Regions from separate parts of the Homo sapiens genome. Here region 2 is linked to region 1. A link is an interaction called in ENCODE POLR2A ChIA-PET data of the cell type or tissue named here. Cell type or tissue: OCI-LY7. All regions are shown on one strand.

What was found. ChIA-PET counts read pairs that join two places held together with the same protein. Peaks named below come from ENCODE experiments on the same cell type or tissue, not always from the same donor. Only the 100,000 strongest peaks of a DNase experiment are listed, where the experiment ranks them.
Region 2: POLR2A ChIA-PET joins it to region 1 with 7 read pairs; 2 of 35 experiments call an interaction of 5 or more read pairs at or near these places.

Annotation. Positions count from the first base shown.
Region 1 is chr15:50,440,584-50,448,583 of GRCh38, forward strand. It overlaps USP8 (ubiquitin specific peptidase 8), which reads left to right. Exons shown (of 20, transcript NM_005154.5): 3 at 766-910. Among named protein-coding and RNA genes, the nearest start is that of USP8, 20 kb to the left of the region's middle. RefSeq lists enhancers at 4,254-4,343, 4,464-4,573. In OCI-LY7, no CTCF peak of the experiment used is centred here; a DNase peak (open chromatin) is centred at 4,218; H3K4me3 peaks cover 458 bases; H3K27ac peaks cover 1,488 bases.
Region 2 is chr15:50,600,576-50,608,575 of GRCh38, forward strand. It overlaps TRPM7 (transient receptor potential cation channel subfamily M member 7), which reads right to left. Exons shown (of 39, transcript NM_017672.6): 20 at 6,625-6,753; 21 at 4,291-4,569. Among named protein-coding and RNA genes, the nearest start is that of USP50, 58 kb to the left of the region's middle. In OCI-LY7, no CTCF peak of the experiment used is centred here; no DNase peak of the experiment used is centred here.

The sequences.
Region 1 (8,000 bases):
TTATATAACTCACCATAATGTAGAACCAGTGGTATCCCTGAGCTTGTTTTCCTGCAACTGGACCATCACATCTGGGGGTGATGGTCGACAGTGACAGATCATCAGGCCTTAGATTCTCATAAAGAATGCGCAACCTTGGCTAGGCGCGGTGGCTCATGCCTGTAATCCGAGCACTTTGGGAGGCTGAGATGGGAGGATCACTTGAGGTCAGGAGTTCAAGACCAGCCTGACTAACATGGTGAAACCTCGTCTCTACTAAAACTAAAAAATTAGCCAGGCATGGTGGTACACTCCTGTAATCCCAGCTACTTGGGAGGCTGAGGCAGGAGAATCACTTGAATCCGGGAGGCAGAGGTTGCAGTGAGCCAAGATAGCCCATTGCACTCCAGCCTGGGCAAGAAGAGCTAGACCCCATCTCAAAAAAAAAAAAAAGGAGTGCACAACCTAGATCCCTCACATGTGCAGTTCACAATAGGGTTCGTGCTCCTATGGGAATCTAATGCCACCATGATCTGACAGGAGGTGGAGCTCAGGTGGTAATGCGAGCAATGGGGAGTGACTGTAAATACAGATGACACTTTGCTGGCTAACCCACCACTCATCGTCTGCTGTGCGTCCTGGTTCATAACAGGCCGTGAACCAGTACCAATCTGTGGCCCTGGGGTTGGGGATCCCTGATAAAGATTATCTGTGGACTTTGTATATGACCTGTATTTTTTCCCAGATGTCAATTGCTTTAATTATTATTTTTTCTCTAATTTTAAGTTATGTGCACAGTGCCCTGAAGATCTTTAAGACAGCAGAAGAATGCAGATTAGATCGTGATGAGGAAAGGGCCTATGTACTATATATGAAATACGTGACTGTTTATAATCTTATCAAAAAAAGACCTGATTTCAAGCAACAGCAGGTACCTTTTATTTTTGCATTGTTATTTCCTAAGTTATTTTGCATAATGGAGCTATTGATTTTTTTCTAAAAATTTTAAGTAATAATGAAATGTAGCTCAAATTATATGCAGCATGATCTCATGTAGATAGAAAAAGGGAACTAAAGATACAGTGTTATTATTTACAAATGTGTATAATGTGTGAACTCGTACACATTCTTGGATTTGCCATGGATTAGTACAAGTTTATAGCAACATACAGATTCATAATTTTTTTCTGAGGTAATTAATAATTGCCAGGTCAAGTAGAAGGATTGAGTTTGCTCATTAAGTAAGAAAACATGACTGTGTTTTTTTTTATAGTACTTTTATTGCGCTTTCTTAAGAGTCAAGGTTTAGTCTCTTGTTTTTATGTGACAGCTTTTTATATATGACTGACATTGTACCCATATTACAAATGTCAGTTTGCAAAATTGATACTGATCACTCCCTAAATCTTTTTTTTTTTTTTTTTTTTTTTTGAGACGGAGTTTCACTCTTGTTGTCCAGGCTGGAGTGCAGTGGCGTGATATCGGCTCACTGCAACCTGTCTCCTGGGTTCAAGCAATTCTCCTGCCTCAGCCTCCCGAGTAACTGGGATTACAGGCATGTGCCACCAAGCCTGGCTAATTTTGTATTTTTGGTAGAGATGGGGTTTCTCCATGTTGGTCAGGCTGGTCTCAAACTCCCAGCCTCAGTTGATCTGCCTGCCTCGGCCTCCCAAAGTGCTGGGATTAGAGGCATAAGCCTCTGCATCCAGCCCACTCACCAAATCTTTAAACTTCTTTTTGCTTTTAATCCTTTGAACAGGTGCTTGTCTTCCATTTGATTGAAGCCATGGATAGGGAGGGCAGGGGCAATATAAATGAATAGAAAAAATTGATGACTAGGATAAGTGTTGATAGAGAAAATAGATGTATTTCAATTGTATTAGAAACTAGCAAAAGAATGCTGGGCACGGTGGTTCACACCTGTAATCCCAGCACTTTTAGGAGGCCAAGGTGGGTGGATCACCTGAGGTCAGGAGTTCGAGACCAGCCTGGCCAACATGGTGAAACCCCATCTGTACTAAAAGTAAAAAAAACTAGCTGGGCGTAGTGGCGGGCGCCTGTAATCCAAGCTGCTTGGGAGGCTGAGACAGGAGAACCACTTGAATCTGGGAGGCAGAGGTTGCAGTGAGCCGAGATTGCACCACTGCACTCCAGCTCCAGCCCAGGTGGGCGATAGACTCCATCTCAAAAAACAAACAAAAACAAACTAGCAAAAAAAGAATATGAAGAATGTAGAGGTTCATTAAACAAAAGTGAAGAATGTTGTGTTGCTGGGTTTACCTTTACTTAGAAACAATCTTATTACCTGTCAGTAGTAACAAAATACTGCCTATAGAATTTTCACCTGGTAGAGAAGCCACCCTCAATTAATAATGAGATTTTATTTTGTTCTCTGGTGGTAGAATTGGCTTCTATTGTTTAAATTGACTTACTGAAATAACAAAATTTCGTTTGTTCTTTGATGATCTTTTTAAATTTTTTTAATTTATTTACTTTGAGAGAGTCTCGCCCTGTCACCCAGGCTGGAGTGCGGTGGCACATTCTCAGCTCACTGCAACCTCCACCTTTCGGGTTCAAGCGATTCTCCTGCCTCAGCCTCCTGAGTAGGTGGGATTACAGGCTCTTGCCACCATGCCTAGCTAATTTTTTTGTATCTTTAGTAGAGACGGAGTTTCACCATGTTGGCCCAGCTGGTATCGAACTCCTGACCTTGTGATCCGCCCCTCTCGTTCTCCCAAAGTGCTGGGATTACAGGCGTGATCCTGTGAGCCACTGTGCCTGGCCACTTATTTTTATTTTTAGAGGAGTGTGACTTTTGGTTGTTAAGGAATGACTTTAATATTTTACTTAATGGTGATAAATCATTGCTGGTATTTCTTCTCATTAGCAAAGTTATTCTAATAATAGTTACTAGGTTTTTTTTGTTTTTTGTTTTTTTAAAGACGGAGTCTCACTCTGTCGCCCAGACTGGAGTGCGGTAGCTCAATCTCGGCTCACTGCAACCTCTGCCTCCCAGGTTCAAGCGGTTCTCCTGCCTCAGCCTCCCGAGTAGCTGGGACTACAGGTGTGCACCACCACGTCCAGCTAATTTTTGTGTTTTTAGTAGAGATGGGCTTTCACCATATTGGCCAGGCTGGTCTTGAACTCCTGACCTCATGATCCGCCTGCCTCTGCCTTCCAAAGTGCTGGGATTCCAGGCTTGAGCCATCATGCCTGGCCAATTACTAGGTTTTAAATCTGTCTTTGAAGAGGGGGCCCCTTGCATTTGGAGGTTCATTCATCTGTCCACAATGGATGAATTAGTCCTGCCCTGGGAAAAATACTGTTTAATATTTTTGGCCATACTTATCTGCAGGTAAGAGACAGAGGCCTTCCTAAATTCAAACAAGTTTTTGCACGCTCTGTGAAATATGTTAAAGTGGAATTGCTTAAAACGCAGTGTAAGTGGTGCTCACTAAAGTAAATATTTTTGAAAGTCTTAAAATTTGGATAACTTTGGTAGTTTTGTTGTTTGCTGTTTTGTTTGTGTGGTAGGTTTTTTTTTTTTTTTTTTTTTTTAAGGTGACAGTCTTGTTCTGTCACCCAGGCTGGAGCGCGATGGCATGATTTTGGCTCACTGCAACCTCCACCTCCCAAGTTCAAGTGATTCTCCTGCTTCAGCCTCCCGAGTAGCTGGGATTACAGGCACCCGCCACCACGCCTGGCCTAATTTTTGTATTTTTAGTAGAGACAGGGTTTCACCGTGTTGGTCAGGCTGATCTCGAACTCCTGACCCTCGGTGATCCACCTACCTTGGCCTCCCAAAGTGCTGGGATTACAGGCATGAGCCACCATGCCCAACCAGTTTTTTTTTTTTAATGGTCTTGTTTACTTTTTGCTTTATTTTGGAAGTTAATAGTTATTTTTTTTCTATGACAAAATTGGGAATATTTTTGTAGCCGCCTTTTTTTTTCTCTTCTTGAGAAGGTAGTGAGTACATTTAAACAGATGAGATTTTTCCATTTCCAGAGTCTCTATTGCATTTCCAAAGGGAGTATGTAGGCAGAGAAGTCCAGGCTGAGACGCTCCCTGCAAAGGCTCAGGTAACTTAGGCCATTATTTCATATGATTCAGTAGTTCATTTCCTGTTTTTCAGTAAAAGGATCATTTTCATTTGCTCTGTCCAGAGGATCTCATCTGCTTCTGTCTTAGAACTGTTTTTTGTTTGTTCTGAGACAGAATCTCACTTCCGTCACCCAGGTTGGAGTGCGGTGGGCACAGTCATGGTTCACTGCAGCCTCGACTTCCTGGGCTCAGCTGATTCTCTCACCTCAGCCTCCAGAGTAGCTGGGAGTACAGACACGCACCACCACACCTGGCTAATTTTTTAATTTTTAGTGGAAACGAGGTCTTACCCTGTTGCCCAGGTTAGTCTTGAACTCCTGGGCTCAGGTGGTCTGCCTGCCTCGGCCTCCCAAAGTGCTGGGATTACAGGTGTGAGCCACCTTGCCCAGTTGCAGAACTGTTTTCTGTTTTTTGTTATATTTTTCTGTAGCCCAGCCTCTCTAGTGTACTTCAGCTATGTGAGGTGCTAAATTTACTAACAAGATATTTTCTATTTTTTACCCTTTAGATGAGGTAGGGACTGAATGTATGTCATTGAACTTCCTTAGAAACTTGTATTTTCACTCTTATTTTATACTAGAAAATGTTAGAGATTTAGGCTGGGCGCAATGGCTCACCCCTGTAATCCCAGCACTTTGGGAGGCTGAGGCAGGTGGATCACTTGCGGTCAGGAGTTTGAGACCAGCCTGGCCAACATGGTGAAACCCCATCTCTACTAAAAATACAAAAATTAGCAGGGTGTGGTGGTATGCATCTGTAGTTCCAGCTACTCGGGAGGCTGAGGCAGGGGAATCGCTTGAACCTGGGAGGCGGAGGTTGCAGTGAGCCGAGATCGCACCACTGCACTCCAGCCTGGGCGACAGAGCAAGAGTCTGTCTCAAAAAAAAAAAAAAAAAAAAAAAAGCCTGGGCACAGTGGCTCACGCCTGTAGTCCCAGCACTTTGGGAGGCAGAGGCAGGTGGATCACAAGGTCAGGAGTTCAAGACCAGCCTGGCCAACATGGTGAAACCCCATCTCTACTAAAAATACGTAAAAAAAAAATTAGCTAGGTGTGGTGGCAGGCGCCTGTAATCCCAGCTACTTGGAAGGCCGAGGCAGGCGAATTGCTTGAACCTGAGAGGTGGAGGTTGCAGTGAGCTGAGATTGCACCACTGCACTCCAGCCTGGGCAACAGAGCAAGACTCCGTCTCAAAAAAAAAAAAAAAAATTGAGATTTAGATAAAACATTAATTTAGCAAGCTCTCTCAATAGTAGAGAAGGACACTACATTTTATTACTTATCAAAAAGTCATCTTATGAATAATTCTTTCAGGGTTATCTGAAAAAGTGGGGAAAGAAAATGTATTGAAAATATTAGTGTAGCGAATTCTAGATAAAATTAGAATTGTATTTTAAAATTTTTATGGTATTCTTGATAATTCTTCATTGGTAAACCTATTTTTGTTTAGGAAATCATGAAAGTTGTTTGAATTCATATATTCAGGAATCAGGAAAGTTCTGGTAAACCTCAGAAGCAAACATTTTTAGTTATGTAATAATTGGATGTTATCTTTTTCTTCTGTCAATTATCATACTATTGAAATTTTGGAAGTATTTATATTTACTTTAACTGTGCTCCTTTAAGAGCACAGAGATAAATAATTGACAGGAAATCTCACTAATATTAGGGGAATGTCTGATAGTGTGTAACAGACATGCCCAACCATAAACAATTTTTTGTGTTTAAATAGTTTAAGCTGGGCTTACAGGCTGGCTTTTTGGTGAGTTCATGTGTAAAAATGAATAAAACAAGTTATAGCATTTTTGGTTTTACTTTGTATTTTGTATTTATTCAGAATGATTACATTATGATTTCTGTTAAATGGTTCTGTTAATGTAATGATTACATTGTATTTTCTGTTGAGAGAATTGCATCAGTAGTCAGGACATGGTGTGCTAACTGAAATTATTGTAATGTTCAATTGATACGATATTGAACAAACTGTACACTTTTATTGGAATTACATAGTGAAGGGTCCTTCTAGTATATTTAGGCTTTAGAAGAATCAGCCAAACAAAGCATGATCTACTTTTAGGCTAGATAGACATATGATAACTCTTATCAACAGACTTTTTTTGAGACAGGGTCTCACTCTGTTGCTCAGGCTGAAGTACAGTGGCACTATCATGGCTCCCTAAAGCCTTGACCTCCTGGGTACAAGCTATCCACCTGCTTTGGCCTCCCAAAGTGCTGGGATTACAAGCGTGAGCCACCTGGCCTGGCCATCAACAGATTTTTCTTCTTAAAAATAAGTCTTATGTTAACTGGGACACAAAAATTAAATCTTTTGCTATATCACTCATATTCTGTTCTTGTGTTACCACATACTTTTTTGAAATTAAAAAGTGTTTAGAATGATAGATTATTGAGCACTGGTATATTGAATTAGAGCTCAGGTCCAGTTTTTCTAAGTTATTTATAATAATATTTGTAAATGTCTGGCAGTTTTCTTTAGAAAAATTTAATTCTTCATATGCTCCAGGTTGTATTGTGCTACTGGACGCTGGTCTTATGGGAATGAATTATTTACTGTTAGTTTTTGTTGTTGTTTTCAAACGGAGTCTTGCTCTGTTGCCCAGACTGGAGTTCAGTGGCACTGTCTCTGCTCACTGCAACCTCCACTTCTTGGGTTCAAGCAATTCTCTTGCCTCAGCCTTCCAAGTTGCTGGGACTACAGGCACGTGCCTCCACGCCTGGCTAATTTTCATATTTTTAGTAGAAACGGGGGTTTGCCATGTTGGCCAGGCTGGTCTTGAACTCCTGACCTCAGGTGATCCACCCACCTCAGCCTCCCAATGTGCTGGGATTACATGTGTGAGCCCCTGCACCCAGCCTACTGTTAGTTTTTTTTTTCTTTTCTTTTTTTCCCCTCCGAGACAGAGTTTGACTCTTGTTGCCCGGGGTAGAGTACAATGGCGTGATCTCAGCTCACTGCAACCTCTGCCTCCCGGGTTCAGGTGATTCTCCTGCCTCAGCCTCCCGAGTAGCTGGGATTACAGGCGCACGCCACCATGCCTGGCTAATTTTTGCATTTTTACGCTTATTTTTTTTTTTGTCTTTTTTTTTTCTTCCTTTTTGTGGGGAACGGGGTCTCACTATATGCCCAGGCAGGTCTCAAACTCCTGGGCTCAAGCTATCCTCCTGCCTCTGCCTCCCTGAGAGCTGGGATTACAGGCGTGAGCTACCGTGCCCAGCCTAATTTTTGCATTTTTAGTGGAGACAGGGTTTCACCATGTTGCTCAGGCTGGTGTCAAACTCCTGACATCAGATAGATGATCCACCCACCCCAGCCTCCCAAAGTGCTGGGATTACAGATGTGAGCCACCGCACATGGCCTACTGTTAGTTTTGATCTGCCTAGTTACAGAAGTTATGTTTGTTTATTTGTATCATCAGTAATCTAGAAGTTATATATATTTATATGGGCTGTTAGATATGTTTATATGGCTCCACCATTGCAGCTCTTCATGACTGAGAGCCAAAGATAGGTACTTCTGACCTACAACCCTTCTTTTTACAAATTATGATTATTATAATTTGTAATGAACTGTGCTAGTAGGCTCTATTTGCAAAGTCATATTGACATGTTGTGGCAAATTGGATCCAGTAATCATTTAACTGACTTAACTAACTACTGCAATGTCATACCAACCTTGATTTGAAAATATCTGATTGTAGTATCTAATGATTGACCTCTTGTATCTAATGATTGACCTCTTGGAGTAGTGATTTAAAAAACAACAACAACAACTTCATTGTACTTGTTAGTAAATTATATGCCAAATCTTTTACCTTTTGCATTTTTTAAAGGTGGAATTTTTTTTTTTTTTTTAAGACAGAGTTTCGTTCTGTCGCCCAGGCTGGAGTGCAGTGGCGCA
Region 2 (8,000 bases), 160 kb after region 1:
TGTACATTAACCTACTGTAAACTTAAAATAATTGTAATGACAACTTAAAATAAATTATGACATTTCCATATATTTTTAAAATGAATATACAGTGACAGCAGAAATGGAAAGTAAGATGTGAAAGGTAAAGGGGACAATAAGTAGTCAAGGCCGGATAAAGTAATTTTATAGGGGCTTAAGATTAGAAAGAAAAGTTGTATAGATAGCTGCGAGTCTTAAAATGTCAATTCAAATGAAGAGATGAGACTTGATGCTTCATCTTTAAAATTCTGTTAGATGAACAAATAAATTTTCTTTTTAAATTAAGAGCTGGCTCTCTGCAACTTGCAGAGGCCTAACACGCTCCAAAATTCTTAATTGGGTGTTCTTATTTGCAAAATGGACAAATAATGCCTTCATTGAGCATTTGAGAACAGTACTGAGAGAATGCATGCTTTCAAATAAACAAAATATTGCAAAACAAAAAGTATATTAAAAGATTTTAAAAGGCAAAAAAAGTATTAAAACATTATTCATGCTATTTGATATATTTTAGAATACAAATGCTTGTAATTAAAGGAAAAGCCAAGTCAAATATTCCAAATGAAACGCAAATCTGTATTGACGTAAACTAAAATTATTCAAGGTCTATGGTTGATGATTCATAGTCATCTTTGCATTTCACACAGCTTTTCACATAAAGCCTAAATGACAACCACTTTCCTTGTGCTTGATAGGAATTTAATTAATTAAAAATATGTGAGTATCAGCTTGCTCATAAAAATGAGGATTCTTAAAGTAAAATTTTACTGGGCACGGTGGCTCACGCCTGTAATCCCAGCACTTTGGGAGGCCGAGGCAGGCGGATCACAAGGTCAGGGGTGTGAGACCAGCCTGGCCAATATGGTGAAACCCTGTCTCCACTAAAAATACAAAAATTAGCCGGGCATGGTGGCGCACACCTGTAGTCCCAGCTACTCGGGAGGCTGAGGCAGAAGAATCGCTTGAATCCAGGAGGTGGAGGTTGCAGTGAGCACAGATCGCGCCACTGAACTCCAGCCTGGGTGACACAGCGAGACTCCATCTTAAAAAATAAAATAAAATAAAGTAAAATTTTTAAAAATGAGGATTCTTATAATGCATACAGAATGAGTGTGAGAAGTTTAGCATTTACCATATAATTTTCATTAGTCTGCTATTAAAAGATGTATTAGGTTGATGCAAAAGTAATTGCAGTTTTTGCAATTACTTTTAATGGCAAAAACCGCAATTACTTTTGCACTAGCCTATAAAGTGTGAGGGAGGTTTCTTCTTTTTAATCTTTTATTGTCTTCAAGCTTTTCAAAGCTGTTTCCTCTGGTTAGAAACTCCCTGCTCAGAAGAAAAATCCCACATATTTTCTTTTTTTTTTTTTTAATGATTATACTTTAAGTTCTAGGGTAAAGAAATACCATTTGACCCAGCAATCCCATTACTGGGTATATACCCAAAGGATTATAAATCATGCTACTATAAAGACACATGCACACGTATGTTTACTGTGGCACTATTCACAATAGCAAAGACTTGGAACCAACCCAAATGTCCGTCAATGATAGACTGGATTAAGAAAATGTGGCACATATACACCATGGAATACTATGTAGCCATAAAAAAGGATGAGTTCATGTTCTTTGCAGGAACATGGATGCAGCTGGAAACCATCATTCTGAGCAAACTATTGCAAGGACAGAAAACCAAACACCGCATGTTCTCACTCACAGGTGGGAACTGAACAACGAGAACACTTGGACACAGGGTAGGGAACATCATACACCGGGGCCTGTCATGGGGTAGGGGGCAGGGGGAGGGATAGCATTAGGATAAATACCTAATGTAAATGATGAGTTAATGGGTGCAGCAAACCAACATGGTGCATGTATACCTATGTAAATCCTACGTATTTTCTAAACTCCTTTGAAATGCCATAATCTTTGTGAAAGCCTTCATGACAGAATTGGTTACTAGCTCTTCTATCTTCACGTAACAATTTATCATATTTTTCAATAGCTACCTATCTGTTCACATGTCTATATTTAGAGACTCAATTGTTGAGTTCCACGAAGATCTGGACCATGTCTTATTCATCTTTGTAGCCCCAGCTTAGTTTAACTCTTAACATGTAATAGATACACAATGACGAAATAATGAATGTTAGAACTAAAACAGTAACCATTATGAAACTTCCAAAGGGGATGTAAAGGGAAGCTGGCACTAGGGAAAACACACAATGACGGAACAAATGACTAGCTGACAAGGAGAAAGACATCCTAGCAGAGGGTGGTTCTAGAGAAGATCACAAATAAAGGCTTCTGTACTTCCTAACTCTTCCATTTACATTACCATTAAAGTAACTAGACACCACTGAGTCACTAAATAACCTGGTAAGCATAAGAGCTACAACACCTTTTTTGCATGCTAAAATGTTAGGCTAAAACCAATTCTTCCCAAAAAACCTTAACTGCCCTATTTTTCCTTGAAATACCATAAGAATGCCAAAATGTGTGAATAATGAGTAATACTTTGATGTGAAAAACAGTACACCAGTTATTCTCAATTAAGGGGGGGAAGACACATTCTCTTGGAGGGAAACAGTGCAGCGTGAAAGTGCAAATATAATAATTTATATTTAGAAAACCTAAAAATCTTGTTTTCAAGATGCGAAGATAATCTTGTGAGCTTAGCAGGGTTACTCAAGAAATATTTAATTTAGAAGACTGATTTTTTTTTTTAATTATTATACTTTAAGTTCTAGGGTACATGTGCACAATGTGCAGGTTTGTTACATATGTATACATGTGCCATGTTGGTGTGCTGCACTCATTTACATTAGGTATATCTCCTAATGCTATCCCTCCCCCTGCCCCCCACCCCATGACAGGCCCCAGCGTGTGATGTTCCCCATTCCCCACCGTGTGTCCAAGTGTTCTCATTGTTCAATTCCCACCTATGAGTGAGAACATGCGGTGTTTGGTTTTCTGTCCTTGCAATAGTTTGCTCAGAATGATGGTTTCCAGCTTCATCCATGTCCCTACAAAGGACATGAACTCATCCTTTTTTGTGGCTGCACAGTATTCCATGGTGTATACGTGCCGCATTTTCTTAATCCAGTCTATCATTGATGGACATTTGGGTTGGTTCCAAGAGAAGACTGATTTTCTAAGATTAAGGGAGTATAAGAAACTCTAAGAATAGCTTTTTATATTTATTAAAATGGGACAACTATTTTAAAATAATTGAGAAACAGCATGTATTTTTAAAGCATATTTTGATAAAACTACTGTATATATTTATTTACAAGAAGTCTGAAACAAACACATGTGTTCATACACATCTTGAGAGATGGAAGGATGTACGTTAAACTGTTAATAGTGAATGTCTCTGAATAGTGATTTGTCTGCATTTGCTGAAATTTCCTAGGATGAACAGGAATTTCAGAATAAGGAATAGCAATAGCTATATTACAAATTTTGCCTTTTTCACCACTGAAAACTAAAAGGAATTACGGCAAGGAGTAGACCCAATATATTTCAGATTCAGTGTATAAAAAAATTACACATTCAACTTGACATCTAGATTTTAAAAAATAAAACCTGCCACTCAGATAAGACTAAGGAAAAGAGCAAAATACTGGGCATACTGTATTAGGAAAAGATTAGGTATTTTGGGTTTAACTTTTAAAAAATAGCCTGGATCAAGCAGGGTGTGGTGGCTCACGCCTGTAATCCCAGCACTTTGGGAGGCCAAGGTGGGCAGATCATCTGAGGTCAGGAGTTTGGGACCAGCCTGACCAACATGGTGAAACCCTGTCTCTACTAAAAATACAAAATTAGCTGGGCATGGTGGCACATGCCTGTAATCCCAGCTCCTCGGGTGGCTGAGGCAGGAGAATCGCTGAACCTGAGAGGCAGAGGTTGCAGTGAGCCAAGATAGTGCCATTGCACTCCAGCCTGGGTGACAGAGCGAAACTCTGTCTCAAAAAGAAAAAAAAAAAAAAAAAGCCTGGATCAGTGAAGACAGGAAAAAGGAGTTACCTACAGACATAAACCATAGATGGTATAGCTAACATTATCTTGCAAAGCACTAAATGGGTATAGGGGATTGGGATTGAGCATGAGAAACTCTTAAGGAATGGCAGATGTGAAGTATGAGGCAAACAAACACAAAATAAAAGACATTCACTGGCTCAAATAAAACTATGTTAATAACATTTTTGTGATTTTTTAAAAAATCAATAAACCCACGAGTATTATCAAACATCTGTCAACTTACCATTTTTCCAATCATCATTACATAAGGTCCTGCCTGTTGATTTACAGCTAGAAAATCTAGCAAACGCACATACCAAAATATTATGTTAAGACAGTAAATTAATCTTCCAGCCACAAAAACATGATTATCATATGCATTTGCAAAGTTCCATTTTGCTCCAAATCTTAGTCCAAATCCAATGAAGAAAGAAATTATGGCAATTGTATCACTGATGTTGAAGTAATCACTAAACCATACTTTAATCTTCTGGTTTACTTTCCCAGCTTCAGACATAAAGATCTAAAGGTTTAACAACAACAAAAAAAAGTGTAATCAGTTTATTCCTATTAAAACACATACAGCATTCAACTATAACATTACAGTAGAATTTCACATAGCTTTTATTTATTAACTTATTTATTTTGAGACAGAGTCTCGCTCTATTGCCCAGGGTGGAGTGCAGTGGCTCAATCTCGGCTCACTGCAACCTCCGTCTCCCAGGTTCCAGAGATTCATCCAACTAAGAAGCTGAAAATTCAGATTACAACCCAGTTCTCTAGACCTGGATTGTAAAATACTTTTGAAAAATTGTTTTATTTCAAATTAAGGCAGCACCTGGATATCCTGGTAGTAGCTGCCAAACCTGCCTTCTTTGTAGAAAGTAAATAACTCAATGGTTTAAGTAGCTGTATTTACCTAACTAATTTAAAACATATGCCTCTTCTCCTGAATATATGAATTTTAAGAATCATCTTTTGGGAGGAATGGTAACACATTCACAACTTCAAAATTCATGGTGTATCATAAATACTGCAAAGCATCCGTTTCACTCTTCTCCCTTAGCCAATTAATTACTCTTCCCACTAGAAGCAACCACTACTATTACTGTCTCATGAACACTTGCAGAGCTATTTTATGAATATACATATTTTAAAACGCTTTGCAATTTGCTTTTATCATTTAACAAATCAATTTCTTCAAACATGCTGATAAAACAACAGATTTAATAAACATATGGATCATAACACTCAGAGGAATTTAAAATGCAAAATAAGCTATCTAATAAGAAATTCCTTCTGGTTCGAGTTGGTGTTTGGAAAAGAAAAAAAAAAGAAATTCTTATGATATCTAAGTGAGAGAGAAGTACAACACCTTCTAATTATTTTTGCAATTTCTTGTATTCTCTAAATGTAAGGTAGAGACATGAAATAATTCAGAGGTACTTATGCAAGTATGTTATAAAACAATATTCATGGCCAGGTGCGGTGGCTCACGCCTACAATCCTAGCACTTCGGGAGACAAAGGCGGGCGGATCATGAGGTCAGGAGTTCAAGACCAGCCTCACCAACATGGCGAAACCACATCTCTACTAAAAATACAAAAATTAGCCAGGCTTGGTGGCACGCACCTGTAATCCCAGCTACTAGTGAGGGTGAGGCAGGAGAATCGCTTGAACCCGGGAGGCAGTGGTTGCAGTGAGCTGAGATTGTGCCACTGCACTCCAGCCTGGGTCACAGAGGGAGACTACGTCTCAAAACAAACAAACAAACAAACAAACAAAACCCAATATTCATGTAGCTACTACTTCAAAAACAAAGTATAAATATTACGAAAAAGATTTTCTTCAAAATCAGGATATTAAAAAAGACCTAACTATTTTATTTTTATTTTGAGATAGAGTATCACTCTTTCGCCCAGGCTGGAGTGCAGTGGTGCAATCTCAGTTCACTGCAACCTCTGCCTCCTGGGTTCAAGTGATTCTCCTGCCTCAGTCTTCCAAGTAGCTGGGATTACAGGTGGCCGCCACCATGCCTAGCTAATTTTTATATTTTTAGTAGAGATGGGGTTTCACCCTGTTGGCCAGACTGGTCTTGAACTCCTGACCTCGAGTGATCCGCCCGCCTCAGCCTCCTAAGGTGCTGCCATTACAGGCGTGAGCCACCGCGCCTGGCCTAAAGACCTATTTATAACTTACCTACCTAATTGGCTAAATCAGGTAGGTAAATTAAAAGTCATTTAGCTAAGTATATTTAATACTTTTTGAAGAGTGACAGAGAGCAAAAATGTGAATGTTCAGGAAATAAAACAAACAAACAAAATACAGGTTACATTTTTATAGGCTACATTTCTAACACAAATCATTTTATCTGTAATGGCAACAAAGTATACAGCATACTCACTAATCTCTATTCTTTTGCCATTATTTTGGGAACAGCAAAATTACACAGGTTCTACACTTCTACAATGTCATCATACACACACACACCCCCCTACGTATACACCCAAAACAAAACAAAACAGAAAATCTTCCATGTATACAGTAAATTATTGGTAGAAAAAAACTAAAGACATACCTCACGGACTTTCTCAATGGCATAAGTAAAAATATAAGCAATAACAATCCATTCTTGAACTGAAGGTAACTGTTCCATTTGTACAAGAACCACAAATGTATAAAGCATCAGAAATCCTAAATATGCCAACTAATGAAAAAGTAAAGGTTACATAAATAACATTGGTTACAAAATAAATCTTTTAATTATGAACATTTTCAAACACACACAAAAACAGACATTAAATGAACCTCTGTAAATTATCTCCTAGTTTCCTTTATTAAAACAATTTTAGAAATATCTCTTCTTCAGCACAGACATTGCATTTATTGGTGTATAAATGGTCCCCAGAGTATAAACGTGTTGTTCTACAACTCTTGTCAACCTTTAGAACGTCCCACAGAAGGGATTTTACAATCAGGTTTATGTTCTCAGCATATGCCACACAATTCTGCTTAACTCATACCTACAGTATCATAATATATTAAAATTACTGCAGAATTTCACCACCATAATCATCAAGGAACACATGTTTCCTGCCTCCTTCCTCCCCAAACCAAACAGTATTCCTAAAAAAGACAACTGGGGCACGCCGCGGTGGCTCACGCCTGTAATCCCAGAACTTTGGGAAGCCAATGCAGGCAGATCATCTGAGGTCAGGGGTTCGAAACTAGCCTGGCCAACAGGGTGAAACTCCATCTCTACTGAAAAAAAAAAAAAAAAAAAATTAGCCAGACGTGGTGGTGCATGCCTGCAATTCCAGCCACTCGGGAGGCTGAGGCACAAGAATTGCTTGAACCTGGGAGGTGCAGGTTGCAGTGAGCTGAGATCATGCCATTGTACTCTAGCCTGGGCAACAGAGCGAGACTCTGTCAAAAAAAAAAAAAAAAAAGAAAGAAAGAAAGAAAAGAAAAGAAAAAAAGACAAGACAAGACAGACAGACAACTGGTATTTTCTTAGCTCCCAGTCACTAAAGTTGAACCCCAAAAAGTGGAAAAAATGTGAAGTGGCTTTGACCCAGGTAAGGAAACAGCCCACCTTTGATACTCTTTACAAAACAGGTTACAGAGAGGTGCTAAAGTTTATGTATAAATACATGTGAGTATTTATTTCATTTCAGAGGAAAACCCACACTTATTGACCCTTGAAAAATTATGGGTAAGAATCCTCTCATCTGTCTTTTATTTATTTCTAGACTTTTATGTCTTGTCTCCACCAGTCCTAGAATAAGTCACATCCTTTATTTGATTATCTGTGGCAGGCTAGGGAGTAAACTGCAGTAAAGAAAGAAAAGAGAAATTCCTGTAGTCACCCATGTTGGCTATTTTAACGCAGCCATTCACATGAATGCAAATGTAAGCAAACTGCCCTATTTTCATCAGTGGAGACAGAATTTG